Linked DNA regions of Mus musculus: region 1 is linked to region 2. Evidence: chromatin loops called from intact Hi-C (ENCODE). Cell type or tissue: gastrocnemius. All regions are shown on one strand. Each heading gives the region's core, and the rest is flanking DNA. Links, peaks and the distances in the headings are about the cores only.

Region 1 (10,358 bases), core at 2,709-5,208, 48 kb after region 2:
CCTTCTGACCTCAGAGTTACCAGACTGGCACATAAACATTAAAAATTTCAATCTGTCCTCTTTACTTGTAAATGTGCTTCATGTTGTACCTTGTGCCCCAGTGCCAAAATTTAGTTTCCAAGTTATGCTAGTAATCTTTCAGTCCGAGATAACACACATTCAGGATACAGGACTCTGGGTACAGTGGTATCCTGTTCTCCTTGAAAGGCTTCAATTAAAATAGAGATATGAAGCAGGTTGTCTTTTTCTCCCATCCCATCCCTGATATCTAGAATATAATCAGTACTGAAAGAATATAAATATGTATATATTTGGAAATATAGAAATATATGTCTAGATACTTTTGTCAGCTTATTTAATTTTTTTCTTTATATTGAGTAATCTGGGGCAATGTTTGAGATTACTGAGAAGCTAAAGAAACAAAAAAGAAGCTAAAAAAGGTAGATGTCACATATCTATCTTCCTGGGTCAGTTCATGTTGTTAAATATGCATATATAAAGTCAGACATTTGTCTTTTCTTTTTTAACAGATAGACAGGAAAATCAAGAAAGATGTCTAAGGTAAGGTCATACAGTTCATGTATCTATGGTGTAACGAGAAATTGTTTTAAATGTTCAGATATCTAAAAAGGATTTCTAAGATAAACTTCTGGTTTTGTATTATTCTAAAGTTTTGAGTTGCCTTCTTTACCAAAATTTTAAATCTATATGTTGATGTGAATCCTTTTGATCATCTTGAGATTTTTTTCCTATACCAATCAAATACCTATTAAGAATTCTAATAATTCATATGATTAAATTAATGGCGCTCTTAGACATGCTACATGAGTTTAGATTAGCCCTTATAAATTGTTTGTTCCAGAGCCCTGATATAAATTAGTTCTAAAGGACCATAAGCTGAGAAAGTGGAACTTGTAGTTAAGACTGAAGGTTAGCTTTGCCTTTTATTTTTGAGTCTTGAGTATTTATTACTATCCAATGAAAAACCATAATATCAGTTATTGCTTTTTATACAAGTAATTTGAATCAGAGATTAAATAAAAGAGTCATTATTCTATGACCCAGAAATAACCACTATGAAAGTTTTAGGTATATTTTTGTATGTATGTACATGTGAATGGATGTTATAAATGTAATTGTAAAAGAAATGCTATTTTACAACTTTTTTTTATTTAGTTCAAACAATGCATTAACATTTTTTCACTTTTAGTGTGCTATTGCATAAATGGTAGGATTTAAGAGGTAGGGAGGCTGCATGAGTGCTTGCATGCGTGTGTATTCAGAAACTAGAGTTCAACCTTGGCATCATGCCTCACTGTCCATCAGTGGCTGGTTGGTTTGTTGGTTTGTTCGTTCTCCCTCCTCTCTTTTTATGTGTGTTGGGGGAGGAGGGAGAAAGACAGAGAGACAGACAGATCTCTCACTAGCCTAGAGCCTCAACTATCCACCTGTCTTCACTTGTCCAGGGCTAAGATCACAAAGGCTTTTTTTTTTTATTAGCATCATGCCCAGCTTTTTTGGTTTTGTTTTTAATTTGCTTTCTAGTGATTGACTTCAGGTTGTCAGACTTGCAAGGCAAGTACTCCATCTTCTCATCTCCTAGATTGTGCTTTCACTGTTGATTTACCACATCTTCCATCATCTTTAGTCTTACCAGACATTCTTTCATCAAGAATACAGATGTCATCAGGCACGGTGAGGCTGAAACAGACTGCAAGCTCCAGACCAGCCAGGAATATGTAGTGAGCCTGTCGAAAACAAATATCTAGATATTTCAGGGTAGTCCACTGTGGGCTTAGTTTTTTTGTCTGATAGTTTTTTTAACCTGAAATCTCAACATTCCTCTCCTAGATTCCCTGCCTTTCTCTAGATAAAGCTCTGTGCCATAGATGAAGAATAGCAAGAAATGTCTTACTCTCAGATGTTTTCACAGAGCATCATTCCTGATCCTGGTTGTAGGCTAGTCTTTAGCTAATTGTTCAATGAGAGGAGTCAGTTTTTTTTAACTCTATTTATCTCAAGCCATAATTTGATTTATTTCATTGAGATAAGCTAGTCTTACATATTTTACATAGTTACATTGCTAAACAGAAATTGACTATCAAAATATTAATTATGAGTCATAATATAAGGAAGAAATTAGATTGGCTTGTGTGTGTGTTTAACGATTTAGTTATTTTTATTTTATGTGTATTGGTGTTTGGCCTGCATGTATGTCTATTAGGGTATTGAATTCCTGGGAGCTGGAGCTATAGACATTTGTGAGCTAGCATGTGGGTGCTGGGAATTGACCTGGGTCCTCTGGAAGAACATCCAGTGATCATAACCCGCTGTGCCGTCTCTCCAGCCTCAGATTGTGTTTTCTTTAATCCACTTAAGTGCACAATTTTCTAATAAAAGTATAAGTTTTGAAAATGGTGTTTTGTGGAGTTTCTTTTTTTCCCCCTTTCTTTAATTTGTGAGAATTACTGATTACCTATGCTTTCCACAGGTCTGATAATGTCATAAAAGCAATCATTACGGTGTTTATTAGCTTATTTTGTATTTTTTAATCTTATTTTAGCAACAACCAACTCAGTTTATAAATCCAGAAACTCCTGGCTATGTTGGATTTGCAAATCTTCCCAATCAAGTTCACCGAAAATCAGTGAAGAAGGGGTTCGAGTTCACTCTGATGGTGGTTGGTAAGAAGCTAGTTTACTAAATGCCCCCTTTTTCCAACCTACGAAGTGCATTGGCCTTTCTTTGCAAAATCAACTGTGGAACTTAATATGTATATGTTTTGGTCAAGATATCATATATACTCACACATATATTCAGTAAATTTTGCTCAAGAGGAAAACAAGATTTTAATGTAATTTCTTTATTCATATACAGTGAAAGTTTTTTGTTATAATTTTTTTCCATTTTTATTAGGTATTTTCTTCATTTACATTTCAAATGCTATCCCAAAAGTCCCCCAGGCCCCCTCCCCCCAACTCCCCTACACATCCACTCCCACTTCTTGGCCCTGGCGTTCCCCTGTACTGAGGCCTATAAAGTTTTCAAGACCAAGGGGCCTCTCTTCCTAATGATGGCCGACTAGGCCATCTTCTGATACATATGCAACTAGAGACAAGAGCTCTGGGGGTACTGGTTAGTTCATATTGTTGTTCCACCTATAAGGTTGCAGACCCCTTTAGCTCCTTGGGTGCTTTCTCTAGCTCCTCCATTGGGGGCCCTGTGTTCCATCCAATAGATGACTGAGCATCCATTACTGTGTTTGCTAGGCCCTGGCATAGCCTCATACAAGACAGCAATAGCAGGGTCCCTTCAGCAAAATCCCGCTAGTGTATGCAATGGTGTCATAGTTTGGAGGCTGATTATGGGATGGATCCCCGGGTATGGCAGTCTCTAAATGGTCCATCCTTTCATCTGAGCTCCAAACTTTGTCTCTGTAACTCCTTCCATGGATGTTTTGTTCCCAATTCTAAGAAGGGGCAAAGTGTCTACACTTTGGTCTTCGTTCTTCTTGAGTTGAGTTTCATGTGTTTTGCAAATTGTATCTTGTATCTTGGGTATTCTAAGTTTCTGGGCTAATATCCACTTATCAGTGAGTACATATCATGTGAGTTCTTTTGTGATTGGGCTACCTCACTCAGAATGATGCCCTCCAGGTCCATCCATTTGCCTAGGAATTTCATAAATTATAATTAACTTTTAAAATAGTCACCAGTGATACTTGCCCCCTAGTATTCTCAACCCTTACCAGGATTTTTTTTTTGGGGGGGGGGGTTGTTGTTGTTGTTTCTTTATTATTATTTGTGTGTGTGCATGTATTTAATGTGCACAAGGCACACTTGTGTAGAGGTGGTTCTCGACTTCCATCTTTATATGGGTTCTAAGGATAGAACTCAGGTCACCAGGCTTGAGCAGCAAGTGCCTTTACTTTCTGAATCATCTTGTTGTCTCTCACTCCCCTTTTAAATTGTTGTAGATGGATGTTGTAGAAATGATGTGACTTTCAAGACTAGGTCATAAAAGATACTAGAGGAAGCTAATTGTCATGACTTTATAAAGGCAGGGAACTGAGCCTGCCAATAGCCTTGTAGATGACCTACTTCAGAACATCCTCCAGTCCCAGTTAGGCTTCCTGTGCATGTCTGCTATCCCTGCTGACACTGGCCACTATCCAAACCAGATGTCAAAGGCTGGGCGTGGTGGTTGCATACCTTTAATTTCAGCACTTGTGAGGCAGAGGCAGGAAGATCTCAGTGAGTTTGAAGCCAGCCTGGTTGGTCTACATAGTGAGCTCTGGGACAACCAGGACTACATAGATCTTGTGTCAAAACAACAACAAAAATAGACACTGTCAATTTTAGTGACAACCCAAGTTTGTAAGGTATTGTTAAAGGTGAATTTGCAGAATTGTTACATAGTAAAGATGACTAGTTAATCATTTAGTTAGTATTGTGTTTAATTTTCACTTAAAAATTAGTAATTTATAAAACTCTAGTGGAAGTACTTTGAAATTGAGTGGTTGCTTGAATGTATTTCTGTTGTTATTGATCCTACCGTGTATTGGGTTTTAGCATGCCAGTAGACGCTTAATGATGACTGCTGGTGGGGTTTTTATTGTTTTTGCTATTGTTTGTTTGTTTGTTTGTTTGTTTGTTTTAAACAGTGTTTCACTATGTAGCCCTGGCTGACCTAGAACCAGCTATGTAGAGTAGGCTGCTCTCAAACTTACAGGGATATGCATACATACAGAGATACCCACTACCTTGTATGTTGTTCAATGCGTGAGTCACCACACCTGGCTCTAATGATGAGCTGTTTGTTACTCTGTTAACCATATTACATTTAGTTAGTTTTTTACAGTTGCTAAATTTCAAAACTGAGCATTTGAAAAGCTTAATGGTTGTTATGACCAAGTAAGACTTGATTAATCCTTAGAATTAATAGTTCACAGATCTAAAATGAAGATAGGTTCCAACATATTTTGGAGTATATTTACATAATTAAAATAAAATAAAAATAATGTAAAATTAAGTTCTTGGTAGAAAAGACCAGTGTACTCTTGTCACATTATTATTTGATACATAGCATTCAAAAAACAATCAGTATGTTCACTCTCTGACTGTATATAATTCAGGGAGACTATACAGGGCTAGAAATGTGGTTGGAAACATTTGAATTCCAGCCATTCAAAGAAAACTCATTAAACACTCAGGGCACTTAGTAGGGTCTACAGGGCTAAAGTAGACATAAAATGTTGTTATTTATCCCTAAAAAGTTATGAACAAGGGGCTGGAGAGATGGCTCAGTGGTTAAGAGCACTGACTGTTGTTCCAAAGGTCCTGAGTTCAAATCCCAGCAACCACATGGTGGCTCACAACCATCCGTAATTAGATCTGACTTCCTTTTCTGAAGTGTCTGAAGACAGCTACAGTGTACTTATATATAATAAATAAGTCTTTTAAAAAAAAAAGTTATGAACAAGCCTTGGAGAATCAAACTGCTTAAATACTTACTAAGTCAGAAATATCCCTTATTAAAGACATCAAAAAGTGTGATCCTGCATGTCTGTAAACCAGTGCTTGGAAGCTTGTAGAAGAGGGATGGATCTAAGGTGGAGACAAGCCTGGGCTACATAATGAGACCTTGACAGAGGAGGAGAAAGAGAAATTTGACCATTTACAGTGTAGTCAAACTATCCAGTATACTGTTAAAACAAAAATAAAAACAGAATTTTGGATTTTTTTTTTTTAACTGAGACCCCAAAAGCAAAATTATACAGTTGGGATGTTTTGAACAAAGACTGTCCTCCATGGGGTACATGTAGGCTAGTTTGCAAATTGTACTTGCAAATTAACTTGAAATATATCCTACACCTAAAGTAAAAAAAAATTTTTTTAGAAGAAAGTAAACATAATTTTATGACAGCTAAAAACATTTCAAAGGACATGAACGGTTACCGCAATAGGAAAAAAAAACACTTCATTAACTATTCTTTATGGTGGTTGGAGGGATGGCCCAGGTATTATGAGAACTTGCTGTTCTTACACAGGACCTGACTTCAGTTCCCAGCATTTTTGTCAGGTAGCTCCTGACTGCCTTGAATTCCAGCTCCTCTGGAGCCAACTCCTCTGGTCTCCTCAGGCACTTGTACTCACTTGTCTAGCCGTCAGCCCCAACCACACGCATTCATAATTTAATGTAAATCTGTTTGTTTTTTTAAATAAAAAACAATTACCTTGAAGCTGAAGAAATGGCTCAACCACTAAGAGTGCACACTGCTCACTCAGAGGACCTGAGTTACATAGTAAGACCCTGTCTCAAAAACAACAAAATCACTCTTCCAGGGTTGGTGCTTATAGGCACATAGCATGGTCCAGTGTCTGACACACCATTATAGGCTTTTCTATAAGACAGTCTCAAACAAAACTAGGCCATCTCGAACCCCTGCCAATGGTTTACCAGTATACCAAGAAGTTTGGAGAAGTACTAACGTCAGTGGTGTGTGCTTTTAAGACTTAAAGCTTTATGGGATTATCCAACATAAAGAAGCATGTCAGCAGGACCCACCATGTGGTTTCGCTGTGTCCATGACAGGATCTACTGTGCTTCCTTATTGAAAGGCAGAAAATTGTTAGGAAAGTGTTGAAGACACAAGTACAGAGTCAGAAAGCTAAATAAATATGAAGCTCCTTAAGTAATAAAAACCAATGATTATTCTAAAGAACAGCAACAGCAAAATTCGAAAGTATGTTCTAGAAACCTGTGGAGAGATAAAAATTGTTTATGATCATGCCATTAACAAATTCTACAATCCCCTGGATTTGGATTCAGATTAGGTTCTTGTTGTTTGACTTTGAGGAAGTTGCTCGCCTTCCTTCAGCTTCCCCATTCCTTTTTGTGACACACACGTGGTGGTAAACATTCCAGGTTTAACAGTTAATATGGGAAAGATCATGACATGATAGTATTTTCATCTTCATTTAAGGTGAATCTGGTCTAGGAAAATCAACTCTCATAAACAGCTTATTCCTGACTGATCTCTACCCAGAAAGAATTATTCCTGGAGCTGCAGGTAAATATTTCTATATAATTGTTAAGTATTATTTTACTTGAACATTTCTAGAATATATACCTGATATCTTAGGTCTTAGATGTGTGTTTTGCTTAATTACTTTGTGTTTTGTAAACTGTCAACAAAAGAAGGAAAAGTGTGCTGCATCTGAGGTCCTGAGATCTTGGTTGTAGACTTTGTTCTATACTTATCTGTGTATCTATGTAACTAACTTTCATTTCAGTTTGCTATCTAGTAAATGTCCTGGTTTTCCATCTGTATTGTATGCTGGATGAAAAGCTATGTCTTTAAAAAGCTACATACAAGAGTGAGAATGTAGCTCCATGGTAGAGCCCTTCCCAGCATACATGACGCCAGAAGTTCACTTGTCAGGATTATCTAAAGTTACTTAAATATAATTAAAGTGTTATATATAGAGAAATTTATGATAGGGATATGTTTGTCTATTCTCTGATTATCCCAGCATAAGACACTGGCATTCTCAAATATGTTTGTTTTGCTTTACAGTACTTCTCAAACCTGGGACCTTTTGCATGCTAGTCAAATGCTCTACTACTGGGCTACATAAATACTTGTTGATAAGAACGAATAAGGTCAACCACAATAAAGATGTACAACCTTTTCACCAATACTTTTATATTCTGTTTTTAAATGAATTCATAAATTACTTTGTCTCAGACAACTTTGAGTAGTTGGTTCTCTGCTTGTACCATATGGGTTCCAGTACTGAGCTTAGGTCATCATCAGGCTTGGCAGCTGGCGCTTGTATCCAGTAGCCATTTCACTAGTCCCAATATGTTTTGTTTTGTTTTGTTTTTAAAATTTAAGATTTTTTTGTTTGTTTTTTGTTTTTGGAGACAGGGTTTCTCTGGACAGCCCTGGCTGTCCTGGAACTCACTCTATAGACCAGGCTGACCTCGAACTCAGAAATTCATCTACCTCTGCCTCCCAAGTGCTGGTATTAAAGGTGTGAGCCACCACTGACCAGCTAATTTTAAGACCTTTTGTTTTTAAATCTGTGTTTTGCCATGAGTGTATGTATGTGGATCACATATTTACCTGGTGCTTTTGGAGGTTGGTTCCCTTGGAACTGAAGTTCCAAATGGTTATAAACCATCATGAAGGCGCTAGAGATTGAACCTTAGTTTTCTGCAAGAGCAACAAGTATTCTGAACTGCTGAGCCATCTCCAGCCCCTCAATGTTGGTATTTTCAACAATCCCCAGAAAACATTCATTTTTAGCACCAACATTTCCTTTGCTGACTCTGGATCTTTTCTAAACAGTGTTTATATTACTTTCTGAGACCTTCCAAGTCATCTTTCTTTCTTTTTGTTGTCGTTGTTTTTTTGTTTTTTTTTTTGTTTTGTTTTGTTTTTTTTCGTTTTTCAAGACAGGGTTTCTCTGTGTAGTCCTGGCTGTCCTGAACTAACTCTCTCTCTCTCTCTCTCTCTCTCTCTCTCTCTCTCTCTCTCTCTCTCTCTCTCTCTGTAGACCAGGCTAACCTTGAACTCAGAAATCTGCCTGCCTCTGCGTCCCAAGTGCTGGGATGAAAGGTGTGCGCTACCACTGCCCGGCTATCATTTTTCATAAGAATATAAATAATGGATATCTCTCCTTCTAGCATGCTGCCTTGATTTTTAAGTACATTTTCTATTAAGTTTATTTCTTTTCTAGAGAAAATTGAAAGAACTGTCCAGATAGAGGCTTCGACTGTTGAGATTGAAGAGCGGGGTGTGAAGCTGCGGCTTACAGTAGTGGACACTCCCGGCTACGGGGATGCCATCAACTGCAGGGATTGGTATGAATTCACAGAGGGTGCAGAGCCCTCAAAGGGTCAATTACTCTGCATTTGTTTTCATTTACTTAATGTATTTACATTGTAGACAATGTTAGCAACACTTAAAGTTGCCGGATCTAATCATTTCAAGTTTAAATATTGCCTCTCTCAAAACAAGGTCTCACTATTTAATTCAGGCTGGCCTTGAACTCAGAATTCTCCTGCTTTTCCTTCCTATTTTGAATATGAGCCACTGTGTCCACTCTAATGAGACCTGAGATTGAAAAGTTAATTGTCTACAAACTGCTAACATAAACAAAGCACTGTAATACAGACTGCAGCCAGAGGACAGGTTGCTCTTTCTATGTCTGTCCCTTCCTTAGAGACATATTACTTGTAAACGACTGCTCTTTGCCATCATTTTCACAAGTAAGGGATTTCAGAGGGTAGAATACTCCGTTGCCCTCATTGTGCAGAAAAATCTTACTTTTGTACCTACTATTTTTTTGTCCTAACCCTGCCAAGAAAAAGTATCAAATTTGCAGCACTAAATGAGAAAAGGAAGGCAGGGTAATGGTGCTTGTTTACCCTTCTTCTACATTAAGAATGCCTCCCTTCTCACCATCCCATGAACTTGCTGTCCTGATGGCACCTTTCATAATCCTGCCTTGGACTGCATGCTTTCTGGTACTGCCCTGTTTCTTGGCCTCTTGTGAAGCAGTTGTAAGTCTGGAAAAGTGTTGGCAGCCTTCCAGGTTCATAGACCACCTATCAGGAACTTGGTAATCTGTTGTACTTAGGTTATTGATTCCCATTGATTCATTAAAACTACTTAATATTTGCCATAGTTTAAAAACAAAAACACATGCCTTCATTATGCCTAAGATTGACAGAGAGTCAATCTTCTGTTATGGGTTGTTTTAAGTATTATATGGGAAAGGGAAGAGAAATGGGTTTTTCTTTTGAAGTTAGGGAGTGCCTGTCTTAGTACCCCACGATTACTATTGAAATTTGTGCTTTAGTTTCTTTTTTTTAAACATTTTTTATTAGATATTTTCTTTATATACATTTCAAATGCTATCCCGAAAGTTCCCTATACCCTCCCTCTGACCTGCTCCCCTACCCACCCACTCCTGCTTCTTGGCCCTGGCATTCCCCTGTTTGCAATACCAAGGGGCCTCTCTTCCCTGTGATGGCCGACTAGGCCATCTTCTGCTACATATGCAGCTAGAGACCCGAGCTCTGGGGTTAGTTCATATTGTCGTTCCACCTATAGGGTTGCAGACCCCTTCAGCTCCTTGGGTGCTTTCTCTAGCTTCTCCATTGGGGGCCCTGTGTTCCATCTTATAGATGACTGTGAGCATCCACTTCTGTATTTGCCAGGCACTGGCATAGCCTCATATGAGACAGCTATAACAGGGTCCCTTCGGCAAAATCTTTCTGGCATATGCAATAGTGTCTGGACTTGGTGGCTGATTATGGGATGGATCCCCGAGTGGGGTGGTCTC
Region 2 (10,358 bases), core at 3,960-6,459:
CAATTTACTCTTTCATTGGAAAATTTTAGAAACTCAATTCAAGTTCAAGGATTAAAAATACTATCTTTTAAAGTTTGTGTTTGTAGCCATGCCACATTATACATGGCAGTTTGAGAACTTGCAGGAGTCAGTTCCTTCCTTCAGCCGCGTAGGTGCTGGGATCAGATTTAGGCCACCAGGCTTGACAGAAGCTGCCTTGTCAGTGCAGGTCAAAGACCTCTGTATAAAAAGTTAGTTTTCAAGTCAAAAAGCTCTGTGTTTATAAATATATTTACTAAAAATTAAGGAAAAATAATAGAAACTAGCTGGCTTTAAGATTTTTTTATATTGAACTGTTGCAATGCCATTTTTTAAATACACTGGGCTAAATATATTAAATGTGTAGTGGCACATGCCTATAATCCCAGAGGCAGGAGGACCATGAATTTGAGATCACTCTGGTCTAAGCAGCAAAAACTCTTGTCTGAAAATATTTGGGGGGAAAAAAAAAAAGAAACGAAAACAAAAAACAAAATTTACCTGTTCCCTAGGTTTGTAAAACTTTCAAATTGCTTAGGTGGCTAGCATTCTATTCTATTAGACAGTGCTGGTCTTGATCCTGGCCTTTAAGAGCACAGAAGTCAGACCTCACCTTCATTCTCAAAGAAGCTCAGTAATGTTTTAGGATGCTTCACAGCCAATATTATAGTACCTCATAGTTGGGACAGCAATTTTCAAAAGGATCCCACTAATAGACAGTTGTTAATTGGATTTCTAGGAAACTGCCCACGCTTGCAGCTGTTTTTGCAGTCATTCCTCAAACCTGTCCAATCTCACTTACAACCAACTAGTACAAATGAGCACAAAAGCCCAGTCTCAGAAGTTAACAAGGACTTGGAAAGGGGCCTGTCACCTTTGATTTGTTGTGGAACCAGCCCACTTCGATGTTCAGCAAAACTCTCTTGGGTCAAAACTGCAACGGAGCTCATGGTTGATCTCACGTCCACACACGATCCTAGTAAGACACTGTATCAAGAGAAGGGTAATCAGGGAGCAGAAAGCCCAACGGCAGCTAATTGTAATGATCTATGGACAGTTATTCTAATGCTTTAGTCGCTGGTTTAATCTCCTGTCTGTAAGCTATAGTATTTATTTCCTCACAAGGTCAATGCAAATTGTTCTTCAAGCTTTCAACAGAAGGGTGAACATGGGAACTACAAGCTCACTTGATCACCTGTCTTCTCAGAAACTGCCTGTCACACGGCAGACAAGACTTGGCTAAGATACATAGCGCTAGGTGAGCACCACTTACCACTGAGATGGCCTCAGTAACAGCTTGTTACCCTCACCGCAAACCACCAGTACTCTGGGACTACAGGAACCTGCTACCTGTCTGACCCAGCTCTGGCACGGATCAACTCCAGAATCATTTTCTTAATAGCTAACTTCATCTTATTTTGTTAATTGTTCAAGATATGCCTGACTCTATAAAGTATAAAAATGACAATTACTACAACTTGGATGTGTAAGGTACTTATCCAAAAGAACCATTTCTAACATTTTCAAACACCTCAGGAATGGAGATTGGGGGATGGACCTCTCAGTTTCTTGGTGACAGTGTAAGAGATCCAACCTTGTGCTAAATACCTGAATGTGTGGTCTCCTCCACTCTTGCTCAGGTGTGGGAGGGGATACACTCACAAGAGAGAAAACTGGCTTAAGGCACAGAATTCCTTTCTCTAGGATAGCTATGGACATTGGCTAGGAACGTCCTAGCTCCCCTTAAAGTTTGGTGCAATTCAGTATACTCAGACACAGGTGTTAGCTTCTCGGCCTTCTGTAGTTCTAGGAGACCAGAATGAGGAAGAACTCATTTTCTTTACACCATTATGCACCAAGTATCTTCTTACATGCACATCTTGGCAAAATGCAAATACTTTTATAAATTATGCAGCTGAGTGTGGTGGTGCACACCTTTGATTCCAACATTCAAGAGGGCAGACACTGGTGGATCTCAAAGGCCAGCCTGGTCTACAGAGTGATTTTCAGGACAGTTAGGGCTATTCTGAGAAACCTGGTATCCAAAACACACACAAGCAAAAAAAAAAAAAAAAAAAAAAAAAAAACTTCATTACAATAAAATAAGACCTCATATCAATTAAAAAAAATTAAACTCAGTATTTTAAAAGAATATTAATACTCAAATCCTGAAAAAGCATAATTCACATGTAAGAAAAGGATTAACACAGATGTAAGGCAGAGGACACAGCTGAAGGGCAGGTAAAGCTGGGAGACACTTACTTCTCATGGCACAGAACACAGAAGACAAAACCCAAGGAAAGGAGATACACGTTGGAACTAACTCACATATCTTTGTGTTACAGGCACAGACGTCTTCAGAAAGGGAGCTCAAACTTACCAGCAAAATGGTCAGTAGCCAGAAAGTCCGTCCTGAGGTTGCCTCTGTCAGCCTGCCAGCTTTTACTAGTATATGGTAGGAAGGGAGAGGAGAGAACAAAGCAAAACAAAAAACCATAAAGGTTACTTATCCATGCTTTAGAACTTGGATCCTTTCATCTCTCAAAAAAGTACTAAATAGCCTTTACATTTGACTTCTAGTTTACCAACAGGCAAATTTCTTGGGACACCCCCCCACACACACACACACACAAGCTCTGATCTTAGGCATTAACTTTGAACAAGACATTACGGTAAAACTTGAATCATCTCAAACTCTCAAAAGGCAACTCTTCAAGGGATCTTAGAGTGATCTGTGCACTGGATCCTTGGATCTTAGAGTGATCTGTGCACTGGATCCTTGTGACTTCTGCCAGGCTGACTCTGCTCTGCAGCTAACTGTGGTATATTCAGCAAAATGAAGACCTCATACTCCAGCTTTCAGAATGACCAGGGGTTCCTTGGAGGCAGGCATGGTGGCGCACACCTTTAATCCCAGCACTTGGGAGGCAGAGACAGGCAGATCTCTGACTTCCAGGGTCAGCCAGAGTTTCAAAGTGAGACCTGTCTAAAAAACAACAAAACCAAAGACTCCTTGGTAACTCTGCAGTTCCTTTGTTCTTGCTGTTGTCCTGTAAAAGTCCTCAGTCCCTTCTAATTCACAGAGACTTAAAAATCAGGTCATAAAATTTCAAGACTCAAAGGCTACCCAAAGAGGCCAAAATCTACTCTACAAATTTTTTTTGTTTGTTTGAGATAAGGTCTCTCTCTATGTACACCTACACCATGCCGACTTTGAACTTAGAGATCTACCTTCCTCTACCTCCTGAGTTTTGGGATTAAAGAGGTGTACCACCACACCAGGCTCTGCTCACTTCTTAAATACAGACACCCATCCCACTTTACCAAGCCAGGTTTATCTATGTGACTTCAATTATTATATTCTCTCTGCTGCCACTGACCAGTGCCCTGGCTTTTCCCAGCACAAGATAGGTCTCCAGAGTACTAGCTGCCCAAGCCTACGCAATATATTGCCTTGTACAGACGCAACACAGGGCCCTACACAGGATATCTCTTTTAAATATGCTCCCATATTTCGGGATCCCCTTCCAGGGATATTTACAGTGAATCAAGTGGTTACTGGAAGCACCTCCATGTCTAAAGCCTACTGTCACTGACAAGGAAGAAACCAGAATGCAGCTTCCAGGACTCCTGACGCGTACAAACGCCCTCTGGCAGCCAGGTACAGCAAAGTGGACCTCTAGAAAACTCCAGACAGGTTTGACAAGACTCACTGGGGCCTAGTTTCCAGATTTCAGTTTGTCAGAGCTTGAGGCAAACAGATCACAATTAAGGACACACTGAACAGAGAGTTCAGGTAAGAGTTCTGGTAAGGCTTTAAAAAAAATTAATGACTCAAAATTCTGTTAAAGATTCAACTTTAAAACACATACTTGATAACCATATGTAAATATAGGCCTCATCTCTACTGGAGACCCTGCAGTAAGCAGTCTTATGGAAGGAAGGCTTTCATGTTCTCAGTAATGCCCATCTGTATCTGCTTTAACAAGCAGAACTTTCCCTCCACCTTCCCCTACTGCTTGTTTTACCTCTACTGACAAAATACTCAGAGGCCTAACCGGCTGCACCTGGATGCTCATCTTACACGGGGGCCCCCTCACAGCTGACCATACAGCCCCCACCCTGCATCTCCACTGGCTAAACTCAGAAGAATACGACAGGAGCCCAAGATTTGGTATCTCAGCCTTCTGCTGGATTGAACCACACAAGTCAGGACTGAATATGACTCTAATCTGATTTACAAATACCACTAGAGAAAAGAGTGCATGGCATTCGTGGGGTCCAGCTCTTCTGCCTCCTCCCTGTGAAGGCCAAGCAACAGAGACATCTATGTTCTCAACTCTTCTGGCCTCCACATGCAAGTCTCCTCAAGTGGGTACAGCCCCTCCAGTCCCTCAGGATTGAGGCCACCCCCACCACCTTTCCCACAGGAAACTGTGGTCTGTCAGCATCCAAACTTGGATATTACAATTTGCTTCTTAAGAGCATAAATGAGCATGGCAGAATAAGGTTAGTTCTCAACACAGAACTTGAACTAAAAGAAGAGAGGTAGAAGCCCAGAATCGGGGAGCAACAGGGCCTCCTGCGGGAGAGCAGTGAGGCTGTGGCAGCTGGAAACCTGTTGTTAATCCAGAAAATAGAAAAAGCTGTATGTGAAGAATCCTTCTTGATTCTGAACAAGGAAGTATTTAAATTGATTCCCCTGTGCTAAGTTGTGCCAACTACTTATGTAAGGGGCAACACTATGCAAGGAGAATTCAGTTATGCTTCAGAAAGAATTTCCTATCAACCTCAGCTAGAGGGACTCAAGTTCTTTATACTGTAGGCCAGTCTACATGGAGGGCACTGAAAACCTCCACCTTGAAAACCTTCAGCTGAGATGCAGGTTTCTCTTCCAAATTTGAAACTTCACTTTTACGTCCTCAGAAGCTTTTCGAAGGTGCCCTCTCCCCACCAAATACCGAAGAGTACAAACTCCAAAATTAAAAACAAAACCCAGCTATGCTGAGATCACAAACTATGTCTGTGACTACCAAGGCCGGCCCAGTGCATTACCCAGCTCTGGAAGTCAGAGACCCAGCCTGGGAGGAACTTTCGCAGATGCCACCTCAGCATGGCCCTCCCACCGGCCAAGAGCGCCCGCGGGCGGGGACAGGCTTAAAGGGACAGTATCCTGCTCGGCCTCCCTGCCTTTCATCCAAATTCGGTATTTTTCCGTAATGTATTTTTCACCCATGGACCCTGGGGCGCATCCAAGTAGTACTTGGGCCGGGAGTCCTCCAGTGACCACGTAGCCAGACGCCGCAGGTGAAGGTGCAGCAAGGCACCGCGCGGGACATAGGGGCCCCGGGTGAAGATCCCAGCTTGACGCGAACTAGGGCGCCACTGACCTAGCTAGGTCCGGTCCACAGCCCGTACGGCCGGGCCGAGCTGGGGGGAAGGGGTGCGGGGGAGGGGCCGGCTCGGCAGCCCACGTCACCAACCTGGCCAGGTCGTTCCCCTCCCCCATCGCGGCGGCCCGCCCGGTGAGCTAGAAGTCCAGGCGGTCCGGGCCCGCAAGCAGACCCGCGGCGCGTGGCGGACTTGGGAAAGTTTCTGCGCTCCGGCGCGGCCATGCGCAGAGTGACACGTAGCGGCCCCCGCCCGTCGCGGTAGCTGGAGACCAGGAGCCTGTGCGGCCGGGGAGCTGAGGAACCGACCCCAGCCGTGCTCAGCGGCGACCCCCCGCCGCCCCGCCCCTGGCACCCCCGCCCACCAGCTCGCCCGATCCTCACTCGTGAGTGTGACCACCCGAGAGTCTGTCCGTCTGTCGCTGCCGCTGCGCGGGAGAAGCCGGGACGCTCCGAGGCGCGGCGCCCGGGCCGCCGCTGCTATATAGGGCGGAGGCTCCAATCCCGCCGAGACACGTCAGACCGGCCGCCCGCCCCGCCCGCTGCGGGGTCCCTACAGCGCCCGGGAGCGGACCAACTCTTTAAGAGTTCTGCGGCCTGACAGGGGGCGAGGAGTTGGTAAGTTAATTACCTACAGAGAACAGGCAGGCCCCAGAGCCAGAGGTGCCAGAGTTGAGGCCACCAGAAACTGTGTCACCAAAAGAGAAAAGAAAGCTCTGAGGACCTCAGACAGCAGACAGCCCGGAAAACCATTTTACCATCCCCTAGAGCACCCCCTGATGGAACACATTCTCATTCTCTTCGGGATCTCTTCCTCCTGCTCCCACCTCTACTGCAAATCCTTACTCCATTCCTCAATGTCCAACACAACAAACTCCAAAACTTTCGAAGCCCTCTACACAGTATTATTCAGTGTCCCATATGTACAGACCAGCCTGCAGTGAATTCCTACCTCTCCCATACTCAGTTGGGACAGAGCAGAACCTCTGCCCTCAGAATGCTTCCTCCTTTGAAAGGACTAGTTCTGCCCTGTTGCGTTTATTGACAACTACTTGAAGAATTTGTACACAATCATTATTTTGAACCTCTCCTGAGGTGACATGAGCACACTTCTGACCTATACTGGACAGTGATATGCAGTGATATGCATCAGCACAGAATAGGCTAGTAACCAACAGCAGATGCCCCCACCTTCTTTTCCCCACTTCTGACAACTTTTCACTGTGTAGATTTGTCTCAGCTTCCTTCTCTAGTGTTTGGATTACAAGTGTGAGCCACCAGGTCTGGATAATATGTGCCTTTCTTGTGGGACAATGGTATGTGGAAGGGCTGAAGAGGCCTTCTGTAGTTGTCATTCTAAGGCTTACAAGCATTTGCAGCAGTGAACAAAATAAGCAATCAGACTTAGTATGTACTTAGAAGGTAGCAGCACGGTGATGGGCTCTTGATTGAGGGACTGGGAAGAGCTGCCCTAACTAGACTTTAGACTGAAGGACAAGGGGGGAAAATGGAATGTGCTGGAAAGAATGGGGATGGGGCTGCTGAATAGGAAACTATCTGAAAGTTGAGGTGTCAGAATTGAGAAGTCCAGGAGCCAGTAATGCGGCTGACAGGAACACCACAGTTCTTCATGACATAAATCTCTGAAGGTACTGCTTAAAAGACCAGAGGGCATTTCCAAGCTGCCAGCATAGTCACCGAGTGATAGAGCTTCTTAAAGCCTCTGTAGGCACCAAGTTGTCTTTCCTTCTGTGTTATTATTACTGTGCAAGGTGTCTTTCCCTGGTGATTAACCAACCAGCAACTAGAAGAAATGTTTTTGTTGTCATTCTTTTGTTCCTGAGGTCTCGGGCTGTGAAAAAGTTAATGTGGAGAGGCAAGCACCCACCAGTCAGTATGTCTGCTGTCAAGGGATCTCCAATGGAGTTAGTAAGTCCACATTAAGTACAAGCTGGCCCAGTGCCTGGCTGTACAGAGGCCTCCATGAGTGTGGTGGTACCCTGTAATCTCAGTACTCAGAAGGCTGAGGCGAGTACTGGGAGTTCAAGGTCACAGTAGGCTACAAAGTTATATGATGTCTCAAAAATAAAACAAAGCATGGACTTAATGAAAGCATTATTAAATCAAGGAGGGTGTGGTAACATTAGCTTATCTCAGCACCTGAGAGGTACAGCCACGAGGGTTAGGAGCTCAAGACCAACCTGGCCTTTCTATATAAGACTTTATCTGAAATGATAAACATGCACCACAAAACATCCCAGGTGCTCCTGGGATGCTAACAATTATGACTAGTTACTTTCAGTATACTGAAACATAGAAGTGTCAACTCTAGATGCCTCAAAAAGTGAACACTGGTCTGCAATATTTTGTTTTTCATACATCAAGGAACATGGAATAAGAATCCTGATTGCTAGCCAGGCGTGGTAGCGCATGCCTTTAATCCCAGCACTTAGGAGGCAGAGGCAGGCGTATTTCTGAGTTCGAGGCCAGCCTGGTCTACAAAGTGAGTTCCAGGACAGCCAGGGCTACACAGAGAAACCCTGTCTCGAAAAACCAAAAACAACAACAAAAACAACCAAAAGAATCCTGACTGCTTAAGGTGAAATGTTAGAACATAGTAACACTCTCCAATTCCCCAAATCATGATTCTCTAAAAGGGCTATAGCCTAAACAGAAAGTAGGTCTAAGGGGAAAATGAGAACACCAGCAACATAGTAACAACTAGATCTCTGGCTGGCCTGGGCTGAGAGACAAAAGCATCTCTGGGGAGTGCTTAGAAACATGGGACTACAAGTTCTTTAAATCCCCATTATCCTTTAAAAAAATTAACAGACAGGAAGTAGGTATCCTCAAGATGGAATAAATTTCATAACAGGATAAAAATATTGACAGATCAATTACAGTATAGAAGCTGAAAGTCCAAAGTTCAAAGAGTAAGATGCAAGAGGGATGAAAACACGGCTCAGCAGTTAAGAGAACTTACTTAACAATTAGGAGAACTGGAATTTGGATCCTAGCACCCATGTAACAAACTGGGCATCCATATAAACTTCTGTAGAGCACACACACACACACACACACACACACACACACACAGTGCAGACACACCCCTCTTTCTAAAAAGAGGGTAGAGAGATGGCTTAGTGGTTAAAAGCCTTTGCTGTTCTTGTCAAGGACCCCATCTTGATCCCCAGCACCCACATGTAAGCTCACAACTGTTTATAACTCCAGATCCAGGGTATCTGGTGTTCTTTTTTGGTTTCCCTAGGCACCATGTGATAAGCAGACATAAATGCAGGCAAGACACACATACACATAAAAATAAACTTAAACCCCACAGACTAAGTGTGTGGCACAGTGGTTAGAGCATATGATTAACATTCATAAACCCTGGCTTTGCTCCCTAATGCCATAAAAATTTGTAAAACTGCAATTGAAAAAAAAAATAAAAAAATTAAATTGTATAGGATTAGACACAAGAACCTGAAATGATATAATTAAAAGCATGAAATAAAGAAATAACCCACAAACATGACATTAAATAAAACAAACATAAGAATGAACAACAGAAAGATGGTTAAGAATCATGGACTGGAATTTGAGATCTGACTATGTAGCTTGGTGGAAAATTGCTTGCCTAACACGTGGCAGCTCCTAGGTTTGATTCCTGGCCCACCAAAATAACTTAAAAAAGAGTCTTGTTTCCTCAGTTTCTTCAAAATGCAGAATTGTTCTTGGAAATGTGTTTTTGTGTTCCTCCAAGGTGTAGTGGAATAAGTTTACCTCAGATTATTCATTATTGCTTGCTGATGTTATTGAATTAAATGCTTAAGCTATCTTTTATATGCTTCTATGGAAAAACACGTTTTTGCCATGTTCAGCTTGTCCTTGTGATTGTACACTTTATTCATGTGACTCTTAATCCTCAGTGTAAAAATGTCTGATGCTCTGAATAAAGTTGGCTATTGCATGAGAGTTTAGTCAGCCTCACTTATGGGCTCCATTCTCCCAGGACCCACTGTCTCCTGAATGGTGACACTGTCTACCTAAAAATCAACAGAACAATTTAAATTGACCTACAACAGACATGCTACAACTAGTTAGCGACAAGGAATGGTACTGTTAGATCACTCATACTGTGACTGGTGACCAGATCTGTAAATATACATGGCCCAGATTATACTTTTATTAATATAAACCCCATCTATGATTATGCTTAAGTAAACCTACAACAATATTCTAATAATGAATATATCAAAATTGACTTTTCCTTCACAGATGTTTATTATTATACATATAGTTCAGCAGCTTAAAACAGTCCAAGTTCAGGGTGGAAAACAAGTAGCTCTCTTTAGTCCACGGTTTCTTTTACATTGTCTTTCTCTCTCCCCGCCCCCCCCCGCCCCCCCCCCCCCCCCCCCCCCCCCGAGACAGGGTTTCTCTGTATAGCCCTGGCTGTCCTGGAACTCACTTTGTAGACCAGGCTGGGGTCGAACTTAGAAATCTGCTTGCCTCTGCCTCCTGAGTGCTAGTGCTGGGATCAAAGGCGTGCGCTACCACGCCCAGCGTAACCCAAAGTCTTCTTATGTGTGTGGTGGGATGCATGTATGCCACAGCTTGCAATGGCAGTCAGAGGGCAATTTTTGGGAGTGAGTTCTCTTTCCATTGTATCAGTTCCAGAGTCTAAAAGAACTCAGGTCATTAGAACTGGGGCAAACACCTTTACCCATATTGAGACATCTTGCTAGCTTTTTTGCTTAATTAAAAATTTTATTTGCAAAACACATGAAACTGAAGAAGAACGAAGACCAAAGTGTGGACACTTTGCCCCTTCTTAGAATTGGAAACTATCACCCATGGAAGGAGTTACAGAGACAAAGTTTGGAGCTGAAACAAAAGGATGGACCATCTAGAGACTGCCATATCCAGAGATCCATCCCATAATTAGCC

The links. A loop is a pair of places that touch in the nucleus more often than their neighbours do. Peaks named below come from ENCODE experiments on the same cell type or tissue, not always from the same donor. Only the 100,000 strongest peaks of a DNase experiment are listed, where the experiment ranks them.
Region 1: a loop joins it to region 2, with 2.6 times the contacts of the local background. A loop is called at or near these places in 12 of 42 quality-filtered maps.

The regions. Positions count from the first base shown.
Region 1 is chr1:93,488,594-93,498,951 of GRCm38, forward strand. It overlaps Septin2 (septin 2), which reads left to right. Exons shown (of 13, transcript NM_010891.2): 2 at 531-561; 3 at 2,564-2,684; 4 at 6,986-7,072; 5 at 8,748-8,871. The coding sequence starts at 553. Among named protein-coding and RNA genes, the nearest start is that of Septin2, 15 kb to the left of the region's middle. In gastrocnemius, for the core only: no CTCF peak of the experiment used is centred there; no DNase peak of the experiment used is centred there.
Region 2 is chr1:93,439,788-93,450,145 of GRCm38, forward strand. It overlaps Hdlbp (high density lipoprotein (HDL) binding protein), which reads right to left and starts at 5,914. Exons shown (of 28, transcript NM_001301364.1): 1 at 5,793-5,914; 2 at 2,399-2,463; 3 at 893-1,005. The coding sequence starts at 968. In gastrocnemius, for the core only: no CTCF peak of the experiment used is centred there; DNase peaks (open chromatin) are centred at 5,199, 5,573 and 5,868; H3K4me3 peaks cover 2,500 bases; H3K27ac peaks cover 2,500 bases.